Regions from separate parts of the Homo sapiens genome. Here region 2 is linked to region 1. A link is an interaction called in ENCODE POLR2A ChIA-PET data of the cell type or tissue named here. Cell type or tissue: GM12878. All regions are shown on one strand. Each heading gives the region's core, and the rest is flanking DNA. Links, peaks and the distances in the headings are about the cores only. Region 1 has its middle 54 kb from the start of MKLN1-AS. Region 2 overlaps MKLN1 (muskelin 1).

Region 1 (12,531 bases), core at 3,393-8,392:
ATTGTCCTTAATACCCAGAGGCTACTTGAAGAAAGACTTAATTTTCAAAGTCTGGTAAGTAAACAATAGTTTCCCAATAACATCTTCAGGCAAACACCCAAAGACTTCATTTTCACCACAGCATTTGGGTTCTCCATAATTGCCTATTAGTATTGTGCTCAACCACAACATTTTATAATAATTTAAAAAATATTACGTACCTCTAAACACAAAGTTTCTTACCAGTTTTTTTTCTTCTTTTTAATTACCATGTTTAACAAAAGACAAAAACAAGACAGGTTTAAGTGTGGTATTGACTAGACTCCAAACATATTAAATAAATCACATAGGCTGGGTTGGGTTTCACACGAGAACTAGTTTGGAGATGGTTATTCACTGTTCTCCCAAGAATATAAAAATGTCCAGAGGAGACAGTGAGATAAGGAGATACATGGCTTCAGCTCTGTGGGAATTTCTAAGGCTTTAAAATTCACTCCAGAATCCTGCAAAATTCCTTGATGTTGAGCTTGGCTGCTGATGCCTTCTTTTGTCTAGATCCTCTGAAGCCATGCACTGAGACTCCAGAAATTTACTCTAGTCTTTCTTTCTACTTGTGACCAAGAGGAAAGTTGGGCAAAGGGGTTGTATTGGTCAGATAGGCTAATTGTTATAAGAAATGACCTCCAAATTTCAATGGTTTGACCCCATGCAAATATTGTTCTTGTCAAGGTCCAATACGGATTGGTAGAGGTGGAGGTGTGTGGAATGTGGTGATTTGATTCTATGCAGTAATTCAAGCATATAACCTTCTTCCATCTTGGGGCTCTGTCTTCCGTGGGGTTCCCAGAGTCCTTTCCATCCAGCCAGTGGAAAAGAGAGCCTGCAGATAACTGCACAGGAGGACTGTTATGGGCCAGATCTGGAACTGGCACCCATCACTTTCACATGCCTTTGACTGAGCTCAGTCAATGGCCCTACATGTTGAGAGAGGCTAGGAAGTACAGTCTAGCTCCATGCTCAGCTCACAGCAGTTTCTGCCACATGGAAAAACAGAGAGCTCCTTAGAGCAGGCAGACAGTGCTGTTCTTGTATGTCGTCAAAGATGTGGAAAATAAATATGCTAACTTATTTTCAGTTTATTTAATGACCAAACCTACCATTAATGTCTCGGTCAGTTTCTGGAAAAAGTCCATCCCTCAAGCTCACTATTACCACAAATCAGTCCAAACTGGAACTTAACTTGTTCACACATAGGACTTTCCAGAGTTCCAAGATACCTGGACCAAGCCCATGCAGACATGCTGATTGTAAGTTGCGAACACACTTGCATGTTGCTCTTCTCATCAGATGGTTCTCATTACAAAATCTGGCAAGTCATCTGCCCAAAGCCATGTGGCATATCTAAACCAAACTTTCTCACATGGGACCTATGAAAAGAATAAATGTGTTATAAACATTTGAAAAACTGTCTTCATATCTGTTTTAGTCAGTTTGTGTTGCTATCCCAAAAAACTATAAACTGGGTAACTCGTAAACAACAGAAATGTATTGCCCACAGTTCTAGAGGCTGTAAAGTCCAAGATCAGGTCATCAGCAGATTTGACATCTGGTGAGGGCCTGCCTTCTAGTTCATAGAGGGCGTCTTCTTGTTGTGTCCTCACATGGTGGAACGGGCAAGCTAGCTCTCTGGGGTCTCTTTTATGAGGGCATGCATTTATCCCATTCCTGGGGGTTCTGCCCTCATGACCTAATCACTTCTCAAAGGCTCCACTGCATAATTTCATCACCTTAGGGGTTAAGTTTTAACATATAAATGTGGGGGAGACATAAACATTTAGCTCATTGCAATATGTCTTCATAAAATATTTTTAAATGTTTTCGTCTTTTCTCGATCAATGTATTTTTCACGGTTGTCATGACTCCGTTACTGTTTGCACTCTTTCTTCCTGTTTCTCTCATTAACCAATTTACAAAGGCTATTTCATAGTTCAGCTATTTTAGAGACATCCATTTGTCCTCATTTACTCACAGGCTAGCATTCCCATTGAGATTTTAGCTTCCTCAAATAATGTTTGTTATCATCTCATATAAAGAGGATGATGTACAAGGGAACACTGGTAAGGTTCTGACATGCACTTTGTGCCATTTTTCTAGTTATGGAGGTAACTTTTCTTTTCTTTTTCTTTTTATTTTATTTTATTTTATTTATTTTTTGAGATGGAGTCTTGCTCTGTCATCCAGGCTGGAGTGCAGTGGCATGATCCGAGCTCACTGCAACCTCCGCTTCCCAGGTTCAAGCAATTCTCCTGCCTCAGCCTCCCGAGTAGCTGGGACTACAGGCATTGCCACCACACCCAGCTAATTTTTTGTATTTTTAGTAGAGACAGGGTATCACCATGTTAGCCAGGATGGTCTCGATCTCCCGACTTCATGATCCACCCGCCTCGGCCTCTCAAAGTGCTGGGATTACAGGCATGAGCCATGCACCCGGCCTATTTTTATTTTTATTTTTTGAGACAAGATCTCACTTTGTTGCCCAGGCTGGAGTGCAGTGGCACAATCTTGGCTCACTGTAACCTCTGCCTCCCAGTTTCAAGCAATTCTCCTGCCTCAGCCTCCCAAGTAGCTGGGATTACAGATGTGCTACCATGCCCAGCTAAGTTTTGTGTTTTTAGTAGAGACAGGGTTTCACCATGTTGGCCAGGCTTGTCTCGAACTCCTGACCTCAGGTCATCCACCCGGCTTGGCCTCCCAAAATACTGGGATTATAGGCCTGAGCCACCGTGCCCAGCCTATGGTGGTAACTTTTCACTGGTCCATCTATGCTTTCCTATTATAATCCAAGTTATGCACTTAGGATGTGAATTATTGGGTTAAGGGTGCAATCTTCATTCATCTATTTATTCATTTCTTTTCCATTTGTTCATTCCAAAATAATTGTTGAGTACCTAATATGAGCCAGACAGTGTGCTAAATGCTGGAGTCAGAGCAAAGAATAATAGATATAAGGTCCCTACCTTCATGGAGCTTATGGGAGAGAAAGGTTCTAAATAAATGTTAATGCAAAATGTTAATTATAATAGTAATATTTATATAAATAGCTTATTTTAAAAAATGGATAACCTTGAATCACCTTTTTTTTTTCTTTTAACTGGGGTCTTTCCTCCTCTGTAAAAACCAGCTTCTTTTTAGGATAATCATTCATTGATTCTTTCATTTGCTCACTATTTAATTCAATTATTTATTTATTTATATTCATTCATTTGTTCAATATCATTGTAAAACTACTCCTTGCTATTCACTATGCTAAACTGTCAGAACACAGAAATAAAAATATAAGATTCGTGATCGCAGGGATCACAGTCCAGTTGAGGAGACTAGCATGTAAACTACACAGTACAACGTGATGAATGTCATCATGGAGAAAAGTGCAAAGTGCAGTGGGACCAGGAAAAGGAGGGGGCCTACATCTGCCTACCTAGGTCAGGGAAGGCTTCACACAGGAGGTAGCACTTCACAAAGGAGGTAGCACTGAGGTCTGAAGGGTGAATAAACCTTTGCCACGTTGAGGAAAGGCATGAGATGGCTACTTAACAATCAAAGATTTGAGGCCTGGCACGGTGGCTCATGCCTGTAATCCCAGCACTTTGGGAGGCCGAGACAGGCAGATCATGAGGTCAGGAGATCGAGACCATCCTCGCTAACACGGTGAAACCGTGTCTCTACTAAAAATACAAAAATTAGCTGGGCATGGTGGCAGGCACCTGTAGTCCCAGCTACTCGGGAGGCTGAGGCAGGAGAATGGCGTGAACCCGGGAGGCGGAGCTTGCAGTGAGCCGAGATCATGCCACTGCATTCCAGCCTGGGCGACAGAGTGAGACTCCGTCTCCTAAAAAAAAAAAAAAAAAAATTTGGCCGGGCATGGTTGCTCACGCCTGTAATCCCAGCACTTTGGGAGGCTGACGCAGGTCAGGAGTTTGAGACCAGCTTGGTCAACATGGTGAAACCCCATCTCTACTAAAAATACAAAAATTAGCCAGGTGTGGTGGTGCGCACCTGCTGTTCCAGCTACTCAGGAGGCTGAGGCAGGAGAATCACTTGAACCCAGGAGGCAGAGGTTGCAGTGAACTGAGATTGTGCCACTGCACTCCAGCTTAGGCAACAAAAGCGAAACTCTGTCTCAAAAAAAAAAAAAAATCAAAGATTTGTGCTGTCCTTGCACAGTATTACGTTTATGGAACTGGCCCAAACAACTTCCAATTCCCCGTACATCTCCATGGGGGCAGGTGACCAGTTCTCGTTAGTGGAATGTGAGCAGAAGTGATGTTGGTCATTGCTGGGACAGACAAAGACGTAAGTTTGCCTTTGCTTCCTTCTCCTTCCTGGCTGCCAGCTCTGGAAGCGAAGGCCTCTGAAGCTGAGAGGCTGGCAGAGCTTCAAAATAGAAGGACCCTGGGTGGAAGGCTACATGCAGCTGTTACATGGATAAGAAATAACCTTCTGTTGTGTTAATCTACTGACATTTCATAGCTTGCTTGTTACAGCAGCAAGCTCTACCATAATTAACCCAAGGCATATCAGGCAAAGCAAACAGTATGTGCAAAGGTTTATAAATGTTTCTAACATACAGTACATGCTCAATAAATATTTAATATTGCAGTCAGGGTATTAGGAGGAAGTACAAGTAGTCCAATATTGCCAAAGAATAAAATATGTGACTGGTAGGGGTGAGAGGAGGTTGGCTGGATTGAGAGGCATGGGCCAATCAAAAGAATTTTGGCTTACCCTCATGGGAAAAGGGAAGCCAATGAAGAATATGAAGAGGAGAGAGGCATGATCACTGGAGTAGCAGTGTATTAGTCCATTTTTATGCTGCTGATAAAGACATACTTGAGACTGGGAAGAAAAAGAGGTTTAATTGGACTTACAGTTCCACATGGCTGGGGAGGCCTCAGAATCATGGTGGGAGGTGAAAGGCACTTCTTACATGGTGGTAGCAAGAGAAAAATGAGGAAGAAGCAAAAGTGGAAACCCCTGATAAACCCATCAGATCTTGTGAGACTTATTCACTATCACGAGAATAGTACGGGAAAGACCAGCCCCCATGGTTCAATTACCCCTCCCCGGGTCCCTCCCACAACACATGGGAATTCTGGGAGATACAATTCAAGTTGAGATTGGTGGGGGACACAGCCAAACCATATCAAGCAGGGTCTCTGCAAAACATAGCAGCCAAGAATTTCCCTTAATTGTCTTCAAATGTAAAATGCTAATCCAAAGAGGAAAGAGAAAGGATGTTAGAACCAGAAGATATCACAGTCTGGTCAAACCTTGTTCAACAAGTGAGGAGAGTGAGTCCCAGAGAAGTTAAGTACCTTTGCCAAGATCACCCAGCTAGAACTTGGCAGGGCTGGGTACTAGAAGGCTCATCCCTGGTGCCAGTCCTACAGCCTTGCTCTTTCCACTGTGCCACTGTGCTTCAAAGCAGCTGAGACCAGCTGGTGTGCCTGTGTTTTCAGTTCCCTAATGAAGACACTGGGGATTCAGAGGCAGGGTATTTTCCATGGGCGGCTGTCCTTTCTGTAATTCCTCATCTGGCTTGAGCCTATTTTGGAAAAGGTCCATTTTTTTAGCATCAGATTTCCCTGGAGGACCACTGGGAATGTGCTTAGTGGCCTGTGGGGTGCCCCTGCACTTTCTGAGTTTTTGTGGAGAAGATAAGAAGAAAGTAGCAGTGGTTTGAGCTCCTGGAAACTCTGCCAGGTCCCTTGGCATTTGGGGAGTTTGTTGGCTCGCAAAGAGGGACTGTGGTTCAGCCGGCCAGTTGACTGTCCTTCAGGGGTCAGAGCAAAGCTTTGTCTGTCTAAAGGATCAGATACCTATGGCTGACTTTTTTTTTCCTTTTTTTTTTTTTTGTGACAGGGTCTCACTCTGTCACCCAGGCTGGAGTGCAGTGGCATAATCATAGCTCATTGCAGCTTTGACTTCCTAGGCTCAAGTGATCCCCCCACCTCAGGCTCCCAAGTAGCTGGAGCTACAGCGTGTGCCACCATGTCTTGCTAATTTTTTATGGGCAACATAGCGAGATCCCATCTCTAGAAAAACCCCTGGCTTCAAGTGATCCTGCCTCGGCCTCTCAAAGTGCTGGGATTATAGGTGTGAGCCACCGCGCCCAGCCTGACACTTTAATATCACTATCTTGTTCATCAATTCACTACTTCTGGTTTTCATATATTGTTAAGCTCATTCAATATTCATTATAATTGTTTTCACTCCATGTACCACCCAAGACAATAGATCATACATTTGTTTTTCAATAGCAAGTAGGAGTATAGGGACAACTGTGCTGAGGTCAGGCTCAGAGAAACATGACATGTCCTCTGACTTAAGTAGGAATGGGTATTATTAAGTTATTTTACAACTAGGGGTGCTGAAACATAAGTTGGGGACGGGGGAGGTCGTTTGTTCAAAGTCTCCAAGATAACTGGCAAAAATAGATTCCTTGATGATTTTTGGCCAAGAATTTTATAATCATCTTACTTCTTGTCCTTTGATTGTATCATCTTTGCCTTCCTTGTGTGTTGCCCAATTGCCAGCTCAGTTAGTTATGATAAGGTATTCAGATAAGATTGCTGCCGGGAGTGGTGGCTCACGCCTGTAATCCCAGCACTTTGGGAGGGTGAGGCGGGCAGGTGATCTGAGCCCAGGAGTTTGAGACCAGCTTGGGCAACATGGCGAAACCCCATCTCTACAAAAAATACAAAAATTAGCTGAGTGTGGTGTCATGTAACTGAGGTCCCAGCTACTGGGTAGGCTGAGGGGGGAGGATCACCTGAGTCCAAGCAGGTCAAGGCTGCAGTGAACCATGATTGCATCACTGCACTCCAGCCTGGGCAACAGAGCAAGACCCTGTCTCAAAAAAAAAAAAAAAAAAAAAGATGAGAGATGAGATTGCTGCCTCAGTCCCTGATGAGTGTCTTGGTGTCACTCAAAGACAAGCTCTTAAGCAGTGGCTTTGAAATTAGAGAGACATCTGACACTCACTACGAGAACTTAGGCAAGTTTCTTAACTTTGAGCCTCAGTTTCCTGCTATGTGATATGGGGCAATAATAAACACTAATCCCCTGTAGGGATTAAATAAACTAACATTTGTAAAGCTCCTTTCTTAGTGCTGAGACACACAGTTGTCTTTTAAATTATTTCCCTTCTTGGCCTCTGAGAAGATCTCATTAGTAACATTCTGTTACCCACTTTCCATCTCTGGTCAAGATGAGAAATGAGACCAAAGAATGAGCAGATGGAGACCGAAATATCACCTTTGTCTTAGTCAGTTTAGGCTGCTATAATAAAGTACCATTGGCTGGTTGGCTTATAAACAACAGAAATTTATTTCTCACAGTTCTGGAGACTGGAAATCCTAGATCAGGGTGCCAGCATGGTCAAGTTCTGGTAAGGGCATCTTCCAGGTTGCAGTCAATTCTTGCTGTATCCTTGCTTGCATTGCAGAAAGACAGCAAGAGAGCTCTCTGAAGGCACTAATCTCATTCATAAGGACTCTACCCTCATGACCTGATCACCTCCCAAAGGCCCCACCTCCTAATACCATCACCTAGTTTTTTTGTTGTCGTTGTTGTTGGTTTTTTTTTTTTTTTTTTTTTGAGACGGAGTCTTACTCTGTCTCCCAGGCTGGAGTGCAGTGCCATGATCTCGGCTCACTGCAACCTCCACCTTCCGGGTTCAGGTGATTCTCCTGCCTCAGCCTCCCGAGCAGCTGCGACTACAGGCATGCACTACAACGCCCAGCTGATATATATATATATATATATATATATATATATATTTTTTTTTTTTTTTTTTTTTTTTTGGTACTTTTTTGTATTTTTAGTAGAGACGGCTTTCACCATATTGGCCAGGCTGGTCTCAAACTCCTGGCCTCAAGTGATCCGCCTGCCTTGGTCTCTCAAAGTGCTGGGATTATAGGCCTGAGCCACTGCGCCCTGCCCATCACCTTGTATTGGTTAGGATATCAACATATCAATTTGAGAGGTTGTTATTCAGTCCATAACCACCTTGATTACTGATAAAGGCTGTTTATTGTGAAAGCTAATGGTACAGCTGAAGGTAGACAGCTGAAGGTGATGTAGACTTACTCACCCCGTCACAAGTAACAGCGTTTGACCAAGGCAGGCCTTCCCATGCTGGGATAGGGAGGTTGGGTCAGAAAGAAGACCCGGCCCACTGGAGGAGCAGGGCGCAATGATATCCTCACTCTGCGCAGGCAGATACATAGGGGAAGAAGGGAGGTGCTAGACTGTGTCGTCTTCACACATTCATCAATCAGATTAAGTCACTCCTCTAAGGAGGAAGAACGAGACAGGCAGGACAGGGAGCTAGGAGTGTCAAACTCCACAGGGAAGGAAACCACAGAAGCATTTCCTCCAGTGTCCCCCTCTCCTTTATTCTGGGCCTGTTGCTTTGGAAGATTCAGGTGCTGGTGGGAAGGTAAAGGCAGCTTCCGAGCACAAAAGGTTGGGAGAAAAATGTTGGGGAGAGAGGGAGAGCTAGGGTGGAGTCATCTGTAGAGGAAGAGCGATGTGCACTTGAATCCAGAAAGAAAAGTCTAGTTCAGAGTCAGGGGTTAGAGGTCTGAAGGGAGGTCAAAGTTCAGAGATCTGTTCTAGATGGGAAAGCACAGCAAGTGCATAACCAGAATTTCCAGGCATGGGAGAACATCCTAGGGCCAAATCCCGAGAGGATGGGGACAGCAGCGTTCCAATGGCACATGAAAGGTGGGTGAAAGTGATGTGTGTGTTGATTTGGGGCACAGTGTGGTTCACCATTTTTCTTTTCCCTCTTCACGACAACCAGTGATGTTTCAGATAATAGTGGCTGCATCAGTCTGGGTCTCTGAGGAAGATAAACTGGAGCAGAGTCACAGCTGACTTAACGTGGACAAGCAGCATGAATGGGATAAAAACTGTTGTTGTTGTAAGCCACTGAGATTTGGGGGTCATTTGTTCTCGTAGCATAATCATAACTTTCCTGATGGATATGCCACTATAACATATCATTTCCTTCACAAAAGACAGTGAAGGAGAACTTTCAGTGACTCTGTCTGACTTTTGAGGAGGAGTATTACAAATGTGACAAGCCTAGATGTGGTTGCTGATCAGTAGGTACAAGTCAGTCCCTGGCTGCATGACCTGCTTCCACACAGCAGCCTCACTCCCCACGTGGTTCAGATTTATGCTTTGATGACTTCATGACATGGATCTTTTAAGTCACCAAGGAAGAGCCAGATATATCAAGTGGCTTGATATATTTGTACTCAATGAAAGCTCACTAAATTCTTGTACAAGTATCTGTACTCAATGAAAGCTCACTAAATTCTTGTGTAATATTTAATAAGTGGATAAGAAGTTAATGGAAGGGGAAGGGAACGGTGAACAGAGGTTGATTAATGTACAAATATACAGTTAGAAGAAAGAAAACCTAATGTTTGATAGATCAGTAGGATGATCTGTATTGTAAACTATAGTTTACAACAATCAATTGTGCATTTTTTTTTTTTTGAGTTGGAGTTTTGCTCTTGTTGCCCAGGCTGGAGTTCAATGGCACAATCTTGGCTCATTGCAACCTCCGCCTCCTGGGTTCAAGCGATTCTCCTGCCTCAGCCTCCTGAGTAGCTAGGATTACCAGCGCCCACCACCATGCCCTGCTAATTTTTGTATTTTTAGTAGAGACGGGGTTTCACCATGTTGGCCAAGCTGGTCTCAAACTCCTGACCTCAGGTGATCCACCTGCCTCGGCCTCCCAAAGTACTAGGATTACAGGTGTGAGCCACCACACCCGGCCTTTTTGTATTTTTAGTAGAGACAGGTTTCACCGTGTTGGCCAGGCTGGTCTCAAACTCTTGACCTCAAGCGATCCACCCACCTCAGCCTCCCAAAGTGCTGGGACTACAGGCGTGAGCCATGGTGCCTAGCCAATTGTGCATTTCAAAACGGCTAGAAGAGGATAATTTAAATGTCTCTAGCATTTAAATATTTGTCTTTTCTTCTTTAAAAGACAAATATTTAAGGTGATGGATATCCCAGTTACACTGATTTGATCTTTACAAATTATATGAATGTATTATCACATGTACCCTCCCAATATGTACACCTTTTATATATCAACAAAAGTAAAGGAAAAAAGTTAATGGATTATGATCAATAGATGTAAGATCTGCCCATTCTCTCCTTTTCTCTTCTTTTTAGGGCAATTTTCTTTAGTCTTTCTCTCTTTTCCCCTCCTTTTCCTCCTTTATTTTATTTTATTTATTTTATTTTTGAGACAAGGTCTGGCTCTATTGAGCAAACTGGCATACAGTGGCGTGATCTCAGCTCACTGCAACCTCTGCCTCCTGGACTCAAGCCAATCTCCCACCTCAGCCCCCTGAATAGCTGGGACTACAGGCACACCACGCCTGGCTAATTTTTGTATTTTTTGTAGAGACAGGGTTTTGCCATGTTGCCCAGGCTGGTCTGGAACTCATGAGCTCAAGCGATCTGCCCACCTCGGCCTTCCAAAATGCTGGGATTACAGGTATGAGCCACTGTGCCTGGCCACCTTATTTATTTTTTATTGTTTTCTCTTCTTTATAATCCAGGTGATCCAATAATAACTATAACTATTATTATTTAGTTTAAGGAGGGGCCATATTCTAAGGCCCTTGAATGCAAAGCTTGTCCAGCTTTGAAGATGGGACCCAGGCATTCTTTTTCCATTGATAATACTTAGTTTAGGTGCTCATTATCCTCATCTGGAGCATTTTAACTAGAGAGTAGTAGTTGTGGTATTAATAGTAACAATAATTATTATTAACATTTATTGAATGTCTACTATGAACTTTTTTTTTTTAAGAGACAGGGTGTCATTCTGTTGAGATCATAGCTCACTGCAGCCTCGAACTCCTGGCCTCAAGCAGTCCTCCCAGCTCAGCCTCCCCAGTAGCTAGGACTACAGGCATGCACCAACCATGCCCAGCTAATTTTTAAAATTTAGTTTTTTGTAGAGACAGGGTCTTACTACGTTGCCCAGGCTGGTCTCGAACTCCTGGCCTCAAGAGATCCTCCCACCTCAGCCTCCCAAAGTGCTGAATTACAGGCCTGAGCCATTGTGCCTGGCCTATGAGGTATGTTTTTGCATGCACTGTTATTCAATTCTTAAACCAATCCTCTGGACTAAATGTAATTTTTATTATAATGCCACTTTGTAGCTAGGAAATGAAGATTGAGAGAGATTAAGTGAAACTTGGAGGTTAGCCACCTTTCATTCATCCAACATCCAACATATATTACTGAGTGTTTACTGTGTGCCAGACACTGTTTCAGACATGAGGCTAGAGCTGTGACTAAGACTATTCTCATGAAGCTTTTATTCTAGTGGGAGAGGCAGATAGGAAACTAGTAAATTAAGAAACAAGAGGATTTCAGTAATGATTAAAGCTATGAGAAAACTAAAATAGGGTAATTGACATGACTGACAGGAGTAGGGGGAGATTGTGCAACACTGGATAAGAGATTCAGAAGACCTAAATTATGTGAAGCCAGTAGTGCAACGTTTTGAGGTAATGATCTCATGACATGCATCTTTGCAAATGCAAAGATCCTGAGAGAGAATGAGCTTGGTATGATCAGCAACAGTAATTGAACTAGAATTCAAAACTGGGTCATATTTTTATTTCTTTTACAGCTTTAGTGAGATCTATTTCACATACCATAAAAAAAGTTGCCCATTTAAAGTGTAAAGTTTGGTCCAGGTGTGGTGGCTAACACTGGTAATCCCAACACTTTGGGAGGCTGAGTCAGGAGGATCACTTGAGGCCAGGACTTCAAGACCAGCCTGGGCAACAAAGAGAAACCCAATCTTTACAAAAAATAAAAAAGTTAGCTGTGTGGTGGTGCACACCTGTTGTCCCAGCTACTCGGGAGGTGGAGGTGGGAAGATCACCTGAGCCTGGCAAGGTGGAGACTGCAGTGAACCATGATTGCACCTCTGCATTCCAGCCTAGGTGACAGAGCAAGACCCTGTCTCAAAAATAATAATAACAAAAATAAAGTATATAGTTCAATGGTTTTTTTACTGTATTAATACTATTGTGCAACCATCACAACTATCTAATTTTACAGCCTTTTCAACATCCCCCAAAAGACCCCTATACCCATCAGCAGCCATTCCTTGTTCCCATTCCCCACCCTCAAGCCCACTCCAACCCCAGGCAACCACTAATCTACTTGCTGTCTCTATGGATTTGCCTATTCTGGACATTTGGTATAAATGGATTCATACAATATATAGTCTTTTGAGACAGGGTTCCTTCACTTGTTTTCCAGGTTCATCCATGTTGTAGCATCTATCATCAGTAATTATTACTTTTTTCTGGCTGAAAAGATTCCATTGTATGGCTATACCACATTTTGTTTACCCATTCCTCAGTTCATGGACATGGATTGTTTTCACGTTAGGCCACTATAAATAATGCTGCTATGAGCATTCACGTACAGGTT
Region 2 (12,531 bases), core at 2,762-7,761, 63 kb after region 1:
GAACAGCAAGAGAGGGAAAAATAGATTTTATCTTGATGTTTAAGATTTTAGTATACTCATATGAGAACTGGGAGAAACTTTGAAAGTATTTTTTACATATTAGGTAATTTCATTGGTATAGAATGATTCTTATCTTGTTTACATATTATTGAATGACTTAGATAATTTAGATGATAAAATCTGATAGATTTTTAAGTGTGTTTACCTTTTTCCTGTTAGTCTTATTACTTAAAATCAAATAGTACTTAAAATAGTACCTTGTGTCAACATGTGATTGATTCATGGTTCAGAGTACAAGTGTTATGATTTGACAACTAGAATAGAAGGTGAATTTATTTCAACTCTTTTCAAAACTAATTTTAAAATTTCACATTTAAAAATGAATATAGGCTAGGCACGGTGGCTCATGCCTGTAATCCTAGCACTTTGGGAGGCTGAGGCAGGACCATCACTTGAGACCAGGAGTTTGAGACCAGCCTGGGAAACATACCCCATCTCTACAAAAGAAAAAAAATATATAAATATTTATATATTTTTATTACATAAAATATATGTGCATAGTTATATATTATTATGTTAAAAATATGTAAATATATATATATTCTTTTCTTCTTTGTCTCTACAAAAGAAAAAGACAGCATCTCGTCAATACCCCATGTCTAAGAAAAAAATAGACACTTTTTATATCATATATATTAAAATATATTTTATATATCTTTTAATATATATTTTGATGTAAAAAATGCTCTATGTTTATTATCGAATATTTGTAAAATATGGACCCACAGAAACAAAATTTAAATTACCCTTGATATCACTACCTAAAGATTACTAGTCACCCTTTAAATACTGTTTATTATCATTCCAGATCTTTTACTGTAGATGTATGTATTTTTCAATTTACTGTTGTCCTGTTTGCTGTTCTGTATTTGCTTTTTCCTCCTTAACATATAGTAAATACTTCCTTATGTTATTAAATATTCTTCTATATTGTATTTTTTTTCTTTTTTTTTAAAGGGACAGGGTCTTGCTCTGTCACCCATGCTGGAGTACAGTGGCATGATCATAGTTCACTGCAGCCTCGACCTCCTGGGCTCAAGCGATCCTCCAGCCCCAGTTTCTCAAGTAGCTGGGACTACAGGCACATGCCATCACGCCTGGCTAATTTTTTTTTTTTAGATGGAGTCTCGCTGTGTCACCCAGACTGGAATTTAGTGGCACCATCTTGGCTCACTGCAAACTCTGCCTCCTGGCTTCAAGCAATTCTTGTGCCTCAGCCTCCTAAGTAGCTGGTATTACAGGCGTGCACCACCACGTCTGGTTAATTTTTGTATTTTTGGTAGAGACACTGTTTCACCATGTTGGCCAGGCTGGTCTTGAATTCCTGACCTCAAATGATCCACTTGCTTTGGCCTCCCTAAGTGCTGGGATTACAGGCATGAGCCACCATGCCCAGCCAACCATGCCTGGCTAATTTTTTAAATTTTTTTGTAGAGATGGGGTCCCACTATGTTGCCCAGGCTGGTCTCCAGCTCCTGGGCTCAAGTGATCCTCTCACCTCAGTGCCCCAAAGTGCTGCGATTGTAGGTGTGAGCCACTGTGCCCAGCCAAAATTTATTATGGATACATTATATTCCATGTAATGACTTTATGTCATTTTGTTTAATTGGTCCCGTGTTATTAGACATTTAGGCTTTGTGGTTTTATTTTATTTTCATTTGTGTTTCTTGTTATTTGACTATTATGAGTCATGAGGTAGTTTTGCTTTACAGAAATTTTTTTTTTTTTGAAACGGAGTTTCGCTCTTATTGCCCAGGCTGGAGTGCAATGGCGCAGTCTCGGCTCACCGCAACCTCTGCCTCCCGGGTCCAAGCGATTCTCCTACCTCAGCCTCCCAAGTAGCTGGGATTACAGGCATGTGCCACCATACCCAGCTAATTTTTTGTATTTTTAGTAGAGACGGGGTTTCTCCGTGTTGGTCAGGCTGGTCCCGAACTCCTGACCTCAGGTGATCCGCCCACCTCGGCCTTCCAAAGTGTTGGGATTACAGCCACCACACCCAGCCTGGAAAAAAATTTTGAACTCATTGGTGATAAATTCCTAGATGTTGAGTTGCTGGATTAAAGGTATCAGTTTATTTTCCTTCTATCTGTGTAGACTACTCTGAGTTCATTTTGGCATTATCCTTGGTAATTTGGAAGAAAACATATTTAAATCAGAGACAGGTCCGTAGAGATGTCTAGAGGATGCTTATATAATTCAAAAGTGATAATGCTCCCAATAACTTTTTTGTTTCTTCCTTCTCTATCCCTTTACTTTAGCTTTTAAGTGAATTTTGATTTTATTAATCACATATAGTTGAAAAATAGAATATATTTATTGTATTTGGTGTACAGATAATGGTGGTTATGAAAATGGATTTGAGGTCTTGTTACAATAATTCTGTAGGCTCCTGCAACCCAGAATTTGTGAACCACTAGTTTGGAGGCATGCAACTCCCAGGAGACCGGATACTATTATGCCCTTCCTTTTCTCCCTTTTCTCCCTATCTTAAACTGAGATTTAAGGACACTGGCCCTGTTTGGGAACCTTACTGGCCACTGAAAGTTCTGTGTTTTTCAGTCTGGGACTCTTAGAACTTCAGAAAAATAAAAACACTCAAGATGGAAGAAATGTACTCAGGATGAGAATTTGAGTCTACAGAGCTGATTCCTAGAATTAGATATTTGTGACTTTTGGCAAGTTATGATTCTTTTCTGAGCGTCAGTTTCTTGTGTAGAAATACTTTTTATCTTGATCAAATGTTGAGAGGTTTATGTACAATTTTTTGGGCACATGGGTAAATGGTTCTATTATTTGCGTTAACTTTTAGGTAAATATTTAAATAGATTTTTAATAAATGATTTTTGGCCTGATACAAAGACTTTGTGATGTTTTACGTGTAGATAAGATACATTTCAGCCACTTGTGGCAATGAGTTTGCTGTATTTCAGTCATTCAAAAATCGTTTTTGGAAATATGAAAGATTTTCTAGACTTTAATTTTAGAGATACAGCTATTTATAGACATTTTAATATGTATAAAATGTTTCAAAGAATGTACAGTTGAGAATTTAGAGATCCCTAATTACTGTTTGTTTATAATACCATTTGTCAGAAATCTCTGATAAGAGACAATAGAAAATTTATAAAATTTCTAGGTCTTTATAGGTTCAATCTTAGGATAGTTGATCCGGGTATCTTCTCTGCTACCGGATTTCCCAGGGCTTGTTTTGTGAATGGCTGGTTCTGTAGATTGTTGCTTATTAAGGGGTGGTCAGATAAAGCTCTGAGAAGTCCAGCAGTATTAAAATCTATTAATATGGGGGACTTTTGAAGAAAATATTTTTTAACATCTTTGCACATTGGGAAGATGTTTCAGTTAGAAAATTTTTTTGTTGTTGTTTAATGAGAACTTCAGGACTTGGTTACGAATATTTCTAAAAATCTGTGAAGTCAAAGTAACATTCTGTAGAATACTGTGTATGTATATTTATGCTGTAGATAAACAAAGATATTGTTTGTTTAATGGGTTTTGCTTATGATGAAATTTTACTGATTAAGATTAATCCATGTTTAAAAAAGTATACAAAGAGAAAGGAAATATCATAGTCATTATCTAGGAATAATTTAAGTAGTCTAATATAAATCTGTCCCTAAAAAAGTTGTTGAATGGCAGCTAACTAGATTGAAGTACCCTAACATAACTTATATTTTGAATTGGTTGTTAATAATAATTGGAAAACTAGGCTATGTTTAGTCCTAAGACTATAGGGTTTCCTCTCAACACATTTTAGCTGTATCCCACAAATTGTGGTATGTTACATGTTCATTATCATTTATGCAAAAATGTTTTTCAGATTTTATTTTGGCTTATTCTTTGACCTGTAGGTTTTTTTTTTTTTTTAACAAATGTATTGCTTACTTTTTGAACGTTTGGGGATTTGCTAGTTATCTTTCTGTTACTAATTTCTTAATTTCACTATGATTAGAGAACACACTCTGAATAGTTTCAGACCTTTATTGATACTTATTTTATGGCTCAGCATTTTTATAAATGTTTATGTACCCTTGAAAAGACTATGCATTCTGCTGTTAACTACTGTCTTCTATGTACTTTGTTAAGTTCAAGTTTGTAAATTGTGTTATTGTGTTGTACAAATCTTCTCTATCCTTACTGAATTTTTTTTTTTTTGCCTTTTTTTCTATTCATTACAGAGAGAGGTGTCTTGAGGTTAAGTGTCAAATGTGTCTTACTGTGATTGTGGATTTGTATATTTCTCCTTTTAGTTCTATAAAGAACTAAACTGTATGCTTTATGTATTTTGAAGTCATATTACTAGGCACATACAAACTTATCTTTCTAGTACATTGGCTCTTTATCATTATAACATGTCCCTTTTTATCTCTAGTAACACTTGTCTCTCGCCTCAAAGTCTTCTTAGCTACACCTGCTTTATTTTGGCTGCTGTTTGCTTGCATGGTAAAACTTTCTCTCTCCTTTTTGCTTTTAATGCTCCTGTAGCTTTATATTTGGGGTCTGTTTCTTGTTAAGAATAAACAGATTTTTGTTTGCCTGTTTTTAATTAAATCTGAAATATATTTAGCTCATTAATGGTAAATATAATTATTGATAAATTTGGGTTTATGTCTGTCATTTTATTGTTTTCTGTTTGTCCTACTTGTTCTATATTCTATTTTCTCTCCATTGTTGCCTTCTTTTGGATTAATCAAGTGTTTTAAAAATATTATTTTATTCCTCCCTTTGTTAGCTTGTTAGTTATATATTCTGTTACTGTTCTTTTGGTGGTTACGCTAGATCACCACAAGCTTTCTTGTGGTACATTAGAGTTGCATATTCATTAGGATTTTGAAAAACAACATCTCAGACATTGTTAGGACCCTAGAAAACTTTAATAGCATTTATCACTCTCCTGCTTTTATGTTGTCATTGTCATGCATTTCACGTCTACATTTAAATCCAGAGACTGTTGTTTTGTACAGTTAATATTTACCCTTTCCATTGTTCTTTATTTCCTTTTGTATTTACATGCTTCCATCTGAGATTAATTTTCCTCTGTCTGAAGAACTCCTTTTAGGGAGTTTGGTGGTACTGAATTCTCAGTTTTTGCTTGTTTGAAATTTATTTATTTTCATCTTTGAAGAATATATTAAATGACTGTACAGTTCTACATTATTAGCTGTTATTTTCTTGAAGCACTTTAAAGATCTCAGTTCATTGTCTTCTAGCTTCCATTGTTTCTGTTGCAAAATCAGCCGTCAGACTTACTGTTGCTTCTTGGAAGGTAGTATGACTTTCTTGTTCAGCTGCCTTTCTTTTTGTCATTCTCTTTTTCTTTAAGTTTAAACAGCTTTCAGTGATGCACCTAAGAATGGTTTTGTTTGTACCCTGTTTGGCGTTTCTGGCACCTCTTGAATTTGTAGTATGACTGATCAGCTGTGAAAAAATTTTGACTTTTTAAAAATATTGTTTCTGCCCCATTTTTGTCTCCTTTGCTCTGTGACTCCAATTAAATCTTTATTATACTTTTTATCCCCCATATGTCTCCTGCTCTCTTCTGTTATTTTTATGATTTTTTTCCTCCTCTTATCCGTTCTGGATAGTTTTTACTTGACTGTATTTCAGTTCACTTATTCTGAATTTAACTATGTCCAATCTGCTTTTTAACCCCATCTATTCTTAATTTTAGTTATAGTATTTTTTAGTTTTAGAATTATTTCATCCTCTCTTTTTAAGATAGATTCTAATTATGTGAAAATCTCTTGTCATGTATTTTTTGAGCATATTAATCAAATTGCTTTAAAGTCTGTGTCTGAAAACTTCAATATCTGTATCACCTATAGGCCTATTTCCATCATCTCTTTCCTTTTGATTTTGCATCTTGTTAGGCCAAATAATAATAATAGTTAATATATTTGTATATTAATGTATGTTAATTATATATTCTATTGTATATTATATAAATTATTACATGTGGATAATAACATAATAGTAATAATTATTATTAGGCAATTTTTTGATGGAGTGCCAGACATTATATGCAGAATTTTAGATACAAATTTTGTATCTATAATGATACATTTCCCCAGATAGGATTCACATGTCTTCAGATTCACCCATCTTCTTGCAGGCAGATAGAGATCACTGCAACTGTCAAGGACTGAGCTGACTTGAGGTTGGGTTTTCAGCCTTATAAACCTTGTTCTACCTGTAGTTTGCTTCCAACTTGGTAGCCCCCTAGAGATCTCAATTAAGAGATTGGGTATTTTTAGGGCTTCTCTGGCTTTTTTTCTTTCCAGACCCATGAGAGTTTTAAAAGCTCCTTCTTCCTTTTTAATTGCTTTCTGCTGGCTTTTTAGCCTTTTGCTATGTGCAGTTTAAAAGCTGATAAATCCCTTAAGAGGAAAATCAGTACTGAGTGTCACATTTGTTCTTCTGTGCCTTCTTTCACTAGGGGATCTTGACTCCTCAAGACTTAGCTACCAAGTTTTGTCCCCCTACTCCCATGAAATTGCCAAAAGCTTTGCTGACTTCTCTGCCTCCTAGTGGCTGTCCTTTTTTGGCTTCTTAGCCCCTTGGCCTGTGCCATTAAAGAAATAGGTGACATGTCTTGAAAGGGAAAGCTGCACAGAATGTCAGATACCCTTCAGTGAGTTTCTTGCCACCTCAAGTCTTAGCTACCTCAGAAAGTCTGATATTTTAAGAACTTTCTCCCTATTTAATACAGTTTTTCTAGTTTAAGAGGGAGTGTTGATCTGCTACAGACTATTCCGTCATATTCAAAAGCAGAAATCTTTCTGTGTTTAGTTCTTTTGGAATAGAGTGTTATATCTTGTAGGCCTGTGAGTTTCTCATGGTTATATTAATGTAAAAACGTACGACTTGATCCCCAGAGTTCTTTGGTCTCTTGCTAAGTGTTTTCCTTCATTAACTGCTTATTCTTGCTATCTGATGGGAAAGAATTGTGGAACTTAAATACAGTTGACCCTTGAACAACATGGATTTGAATTTGCAGATCTACTTACACGTGATTTTCTTCTGCTTCTGCCACCTTGAGACAGAAAGGTCGATCCCTTCTCTTTCTCCTTCTCAGCCTACTCAACGTGAAGATGACAACAATGAAGACCTTTGTGATGATCCACTTCCATTTAATGAATAGTAAATATTTTTTCTCTTCCTTATAGTTTTCTTAATAACATTTTCCTTTCTCTAGCTTATTGTAAGAATATAGTATGTCATACACGTAACACATGAAATATGTGTTAATTGTCTATTCATGTTATTGATAAGGCTTCTAGTCAACAGTAAGCTATTAGCAGTTAAGTTTTATGGGAGTCAAAAGTCATACATGGCTTTTTCAACTGCATGGGAGTTGGCGCCCCTAGGCCCCACATTGTTCAAGGGTCAACTGACTGTAACATGATTTGTTAGCAGTTGTTTTATTCTTGTTCTTAGCCAAAAAACTGAGAAGTTATTGTTAAGCAGTTGTTTTAAATGCTTATTAAGAGTTAAAATGAGATTTTATTTTTGGTTTCATTGGTGATTTGCACATTTCTTTTGAGACTTACTTGTTTATAAGGTTAAGAAATTGAGAGTTGGTCGGGTGCACTGGCTCGTGCCTGTAATCCCAGCACTTTGGGAGGCCGAGGTGGGTGGATCACTTGAGGTCAGGAATTCAGCCTGGCCAACATAGTGAAACCCCGTCTCTACTAAAAATACAAAAATTAGCAGGATGTGTTGGTGCATGCCTGTGCTCCCAGCTGTTTGGGAGGCTGAGGCACGAGAATTGCTTGAATCCAGGAGGTGGAGGTTGCAGCGAGCTGAGATCGTGCCACTGTACTCCAGACTGGGTGACAGAGGGAGACTCAGTCTCCAAAAAAAAAAAAATTGAGAGTTTAATCTTTCTATAAGTATAGTATTTCCCTTCATATAATAGGATTTTTAAATTATTTACCTTTTTGTTAGGACTTTTATGGAATCTTATATTTATGTGAAGATGTAGGTTTAGAAGGAAGATAATTGGGTTTGGTGTAAACTTTGGTTTTGTAAATGTTAGTATTTAATACTTTAAAAATATTCCTACTTTTTTTTTTAGTATGACTAATATTTATTATGGCCAGTATCACCTATGTATTTTTTGTTAAAGAAGTTGTCTTATATACATAGAAATGGTATAATAAGCTACTTTAAACAACCCTGGATATGTTTCTTTTCCCTTCCTGTCACTGTCCTCTTTCTTCCCTTTTCCCTTTTGATTAAGAAGTTCCATCAGAAAAGTCATAAAATCTAACTCCTGTTTATTCTCGAGCTATCAGCTAAAATGTCACTTTCTCAGGAAATCCTGCCTGACCCCCCTTTCCCCTTTGTTCTGGCACCCATTCCCCTGGCCTTTAAATGCTTTCATAGCAGTGTGTACCTATCTATCATTTTTTACAGTTTGTAATTACGGCTTTTTTTTTTTTTTTTTTTTTGAGATGGAGTCTCGCTTTGTCGCCCAGGCTGGAGTGCGTGGTGCGATCTTGGCTTACTACAACCTCTGCCTCCCAGGTTCAAGCAATTTTCCTGCCTCAGCCCCCCCAAGTAGCTGGGACTACAGGTGCGCACCACCACGCCTGGCTAATTTTTGTATTTTTAGTAGAGGCGGAGTTTCATCATGTTGGCCAGGCTGGTCTCAAACTCCTGACCTCAGGTGACCCACCTGCCTTGGCCTCCCAAAGTGCTGGGATTACAGGCGTGAGCCACCGTGCCCGGCTTCCTGTAATTATGTATTAAAATGTATAATTACTTGATTAATAGCTATCTTCCCAACTAGACCAAAAACTCCATAGAATGTATGGAATTTTCCTCCATCATCCTTGTAGTCCAAGCATAATATTTATTAAATGAGTAAATGAGTGAATTAACTAGCCATTTTGATTAATTTTCTCTTTTTAGTGCAGTTTTGGTTTAGGACTGTAAGGAGTCATACTGGCCATATTCAGAATGTCACATTAGTGTTTTAAGTCCATTCTGTATTTTTTTCAATGAGTTTCAGCAAAATCTGAGAGTGTCTTAAGTGAAATTGGTTATATCTAGGGTGGAGGTATTATATTTGGAAAGACTTGTAACAGTAGAAAGCTTTTTATTTAAATCTTTGAGTTTTAAAATATTTTTATTATGAAGTTATTTATGATTTTATAGGTAATATTTTTAATGAGACCTTGAAAAATTTATAGAGTGCAGTTTATTACAGAATCTGAGTTGCCTAATAGTTTTTAATAGTTTTTGAGTATCAGTATTTTGATTAATTTTAAGTTAGGGATCATTTCCTCTAATTCTTTGAACATAATTATTTGTTGGTTGATTTTTTTTTTTAATGTAACAGTGTTTTTGAGATGTAATTTATGTACCATACGGTTCTTCTACTTTAGGGTATTAGATTCATGGATTTTTTGTACATTCACAGATGTGACCGTCATTGCAGTCAATTTTAGAACATTTTCATAATCTCAAAAGGAAAACTGTAGCCTTTGGCTATTATCCACTTATTCTTCCATCCCTGAGCAACCACTAAACTACTTTTGGTGTGTATAGATTTGCCTATTTAAGACATTTTCTATAAATGGAATCATATAATTTATGGCCTTTTGTGATTGGCTTCCATTTAGGATGTTGTTTTCAAAGTTTATATTGTATCATGTATCAGTACTACATCCTTCTTATTGCTGGTAAGTATTCTGTTGTATCGATATACCACATTATGTTTAGCCGTTTATTAGTACAGTGGTCCCCAACCTTTTTGGCACCAAGGACTGACTTTGTGCAAGGCAGTTTTTCCATGGATGGGGTGTGATGGGGGAGGATGGTTTCAGAATGAAATTGTTCCATTTCAGATCATCAGGCATTAGATTCTTATAAGGAACAAAACCAAAACAGCAACAACAACAGTGATTCTCATAAGGAGCACCCAACCTAGATCCCTTGCATGTGCAGTTCATAGTAGGTTGGTGCTCCTATGAGAGTCTAATGCCTATGCTGATCTGACAGGAGGCAGAGCTCAGGCAGTAATGCTTGCTAACCCACCGCCACTCACCTCCTGCTGTGCATCTCAGTTCCTTACAGGAACCAGTACTGGTCTGTGGCCTGGGGGTTTGGGATCCCTGCATTAGTTGATAGACATTTGGATTATATCCACTTATTGGCTATTATGAATAATGCTGCTATAATAAACATTCATACAAGTTTTTTGTGGACATGGTTTCATTTCTTGGGTATATGTCCAGCAGTGGAATTTCTGGGTCATTTGCTAACTATGATTTCGTTATTGGAGAAACTGCCAGATTTTTTGTTGATTTTTTTTTTTTTCTGTTATTATGTAGTGTCAAGAAACCGTTTAATGCATATGAATTGAAGCCCTGTAAGGAAAGTGATCATTTGGGATTAGATCGCAAATTGCTTGACTTCAAATGTATTACTTTGAGAATTTTCTGTGACAGTTTAGCTAGTCCTTTATCTTCCTTATTTTTCTTGAGAATACATGAATTAGCTCCCTGCCTTCATATTTGAAGATACATACCTATCAGTGTACAGACATGTACACACATAGGTACACATATAATACTTTGCTAAGCAGTTTGTGCTGGGGACAATAGTTGAAACTCGGTGTTTTTTCCTAAAATTTATATCGTTTGTTTATATATGAAATATCAAATGGGAGATATTTTTGGAAGCAGTGAAACTTGTTTATGAATTCTTTCCTTACACAAAAGAAGACAGGTTTTTTAAAAACAAATTAATCTTTTTCTCTTTGTTTCTTTCAGCATTGATGACTGGGAAGTGAGAGACATAGATTTTTGAAAAGCTGAAAATAACTTCTAGTTTAACAAAATAGTTTCTTCCAGAGCTTAGAATTTCAGATGATTGGAAAATTCATACATCTAGGTCTGAAAGTTTAAGTCTTTCGCATCTATGGAGATCTCTATTTTCTACAACCTAAAATGCTATGATGGGTGACAGGTTAAAGACAAACCTTTTTAAAAAATGTATATTTTTATTGCTATATAGTGGTATTATGGCTTTTGAAATTCCTATTTTTACCATAAACAGATTATTAGGTGCTTACTGATTCCAGATAATAGCCTAATCTATTAGAAGGTAGAAGAGAGAATCTCTGGTGATACACTGTCCATACATGGTTCAATAGGAGGTAGCAAAGGCTAAGTATGAGTAAGTGACAAAAGCAGTAAATGCTGCAGAACTGAAATTCAGAGAATTGCGCTTCCACTGTTGGGTAAGGCTTAAGGGGAGACTTTGAAAGAGGAAGATGAGCTATGCCTTCCTTTGGGTACTGATTTAATTTCTTTTGCCATTTTTTTGCATTTCTTGAATGTAGGAATTTATCCTTACCCATGTGCATATTCATCAGCTCCAATTTAGGAGATTGACTAGTGTAGCACGTCATAACCAGAAAGATACTTGGAGGTAGACTTTTCCCTAAAGTTTATACAAGACACTTAATGGGCTGGGTCCTTGATCATGTACTTCTTTCTTAGACTTTGTGTATATGAAGTGGTGTTCTTATCCTTATTTCTTTCCACATTCACCCTTTTTAATGCTTTTAGTAAGTCTTTTCAGTTTTTGTTAAGATTTATTTTATAGTTACACTATTGTATTTATTGAAGGTAGCTTGGCTGATACTGTTCCAAAGTCACTTGCCACTTTCCTCTCTGCATAATTAACATTTATTCTCCTCATTATTTGTCAATGAATTCCCTTCTGTTTATTTATAGTTTCTTTATGATTCTGCATATCAGAAGATAACAAGCACTTATCACAAATGCATTTAGGGGATGTACTACTCTGTAAAAAATTTAAATATATTGAAAATAGAACTCTTTGAATTTTATTTTACTCTTTTGAGGAAATGAAGATATCTTGATTTTTTTTATGGTATTCTAACCTGCTTTTCCGGGGCATACAGGGCAGCACTTATTTTTATATAAATCTGAGAATGTGTGAATTGCAAATTAATCTTCTGGCAGATATCTAATGCTGTTGATAGAGATGTGTTGCCCTAAGATTTATTGGATTTAATGAGACAGTCTTTTGATATATCCTTGAATTATGATGGGATATTGGGTTGCCACATGTAAGTTTTAGAATATTTTTTAATGATATAGAGAAAATGCTTCAGATACAATGGCATGTAAAAGAGAAAACAGCAAAAAAACCCTGATTTTAAAACGGTTTGATTCAATTTATATTTTAAAAACACAGACACATGATTTGTATGCCTGTGTATATAGAAAAGATTGCAAGGATATTTACCAAAATATTAAGTGATTATCTCTGGGTTGTAGTAATTGGGGTGATTTTTATTTTTTAAGTGCCTTTTCTTTGGGTATTGCCTGAAATGTTAAATATTATCTCATTTTAGCAAATAATAAATACTACTTTTAACTAAGAAAAAATAGAGAATTGTTGTGTTTGTGT

The links. Peaks named below come from ENCODE experiments on the same cell type or tissue, not always from the same donor. Only the 100,000 strongest peaks of a DNase experiment are listed, where the experiment ranks them.
Region 2: POLR2A ChIA-PET joins it to region 1 with 6 read pairs; 4 of 35 experiments call an interaction of 5 or more read pairs at or near these places.

What each region holds. Positions count from the first base shown.
Region 1 is chr7:131,267,749-131,280,279 of GRCh38, forward strand. It overlaps a transcript of MKLN1 not described here. Among named protein-coding and RNA genes, the nearest start is that of MKLN1-AS, 54 kb to the right of the region's middle. In GM12878, for the core only: no CTCF peak of the experiment used is centred there; a DNase peak (open chromatin) is centred at 5,453.
Region 2 is chr7:131,331,766-131,344,296 of GRCh38, forward strand. The region is part of intron 1 of MKLN1 (muskelin 1); the gene reads left to right. It overlaps LOC124901747 (a long non-coding RNA gene), which reads left to right and starts at 7,880. Exons shown (of 2, transcript XR_007060525.1): 1 at 7,880-9,623; 2 at 10,860-12,509. In GM12878, for the core only: no CTCF peak of the experiment used is centred there; no DNase peak of the experiment used is centred there.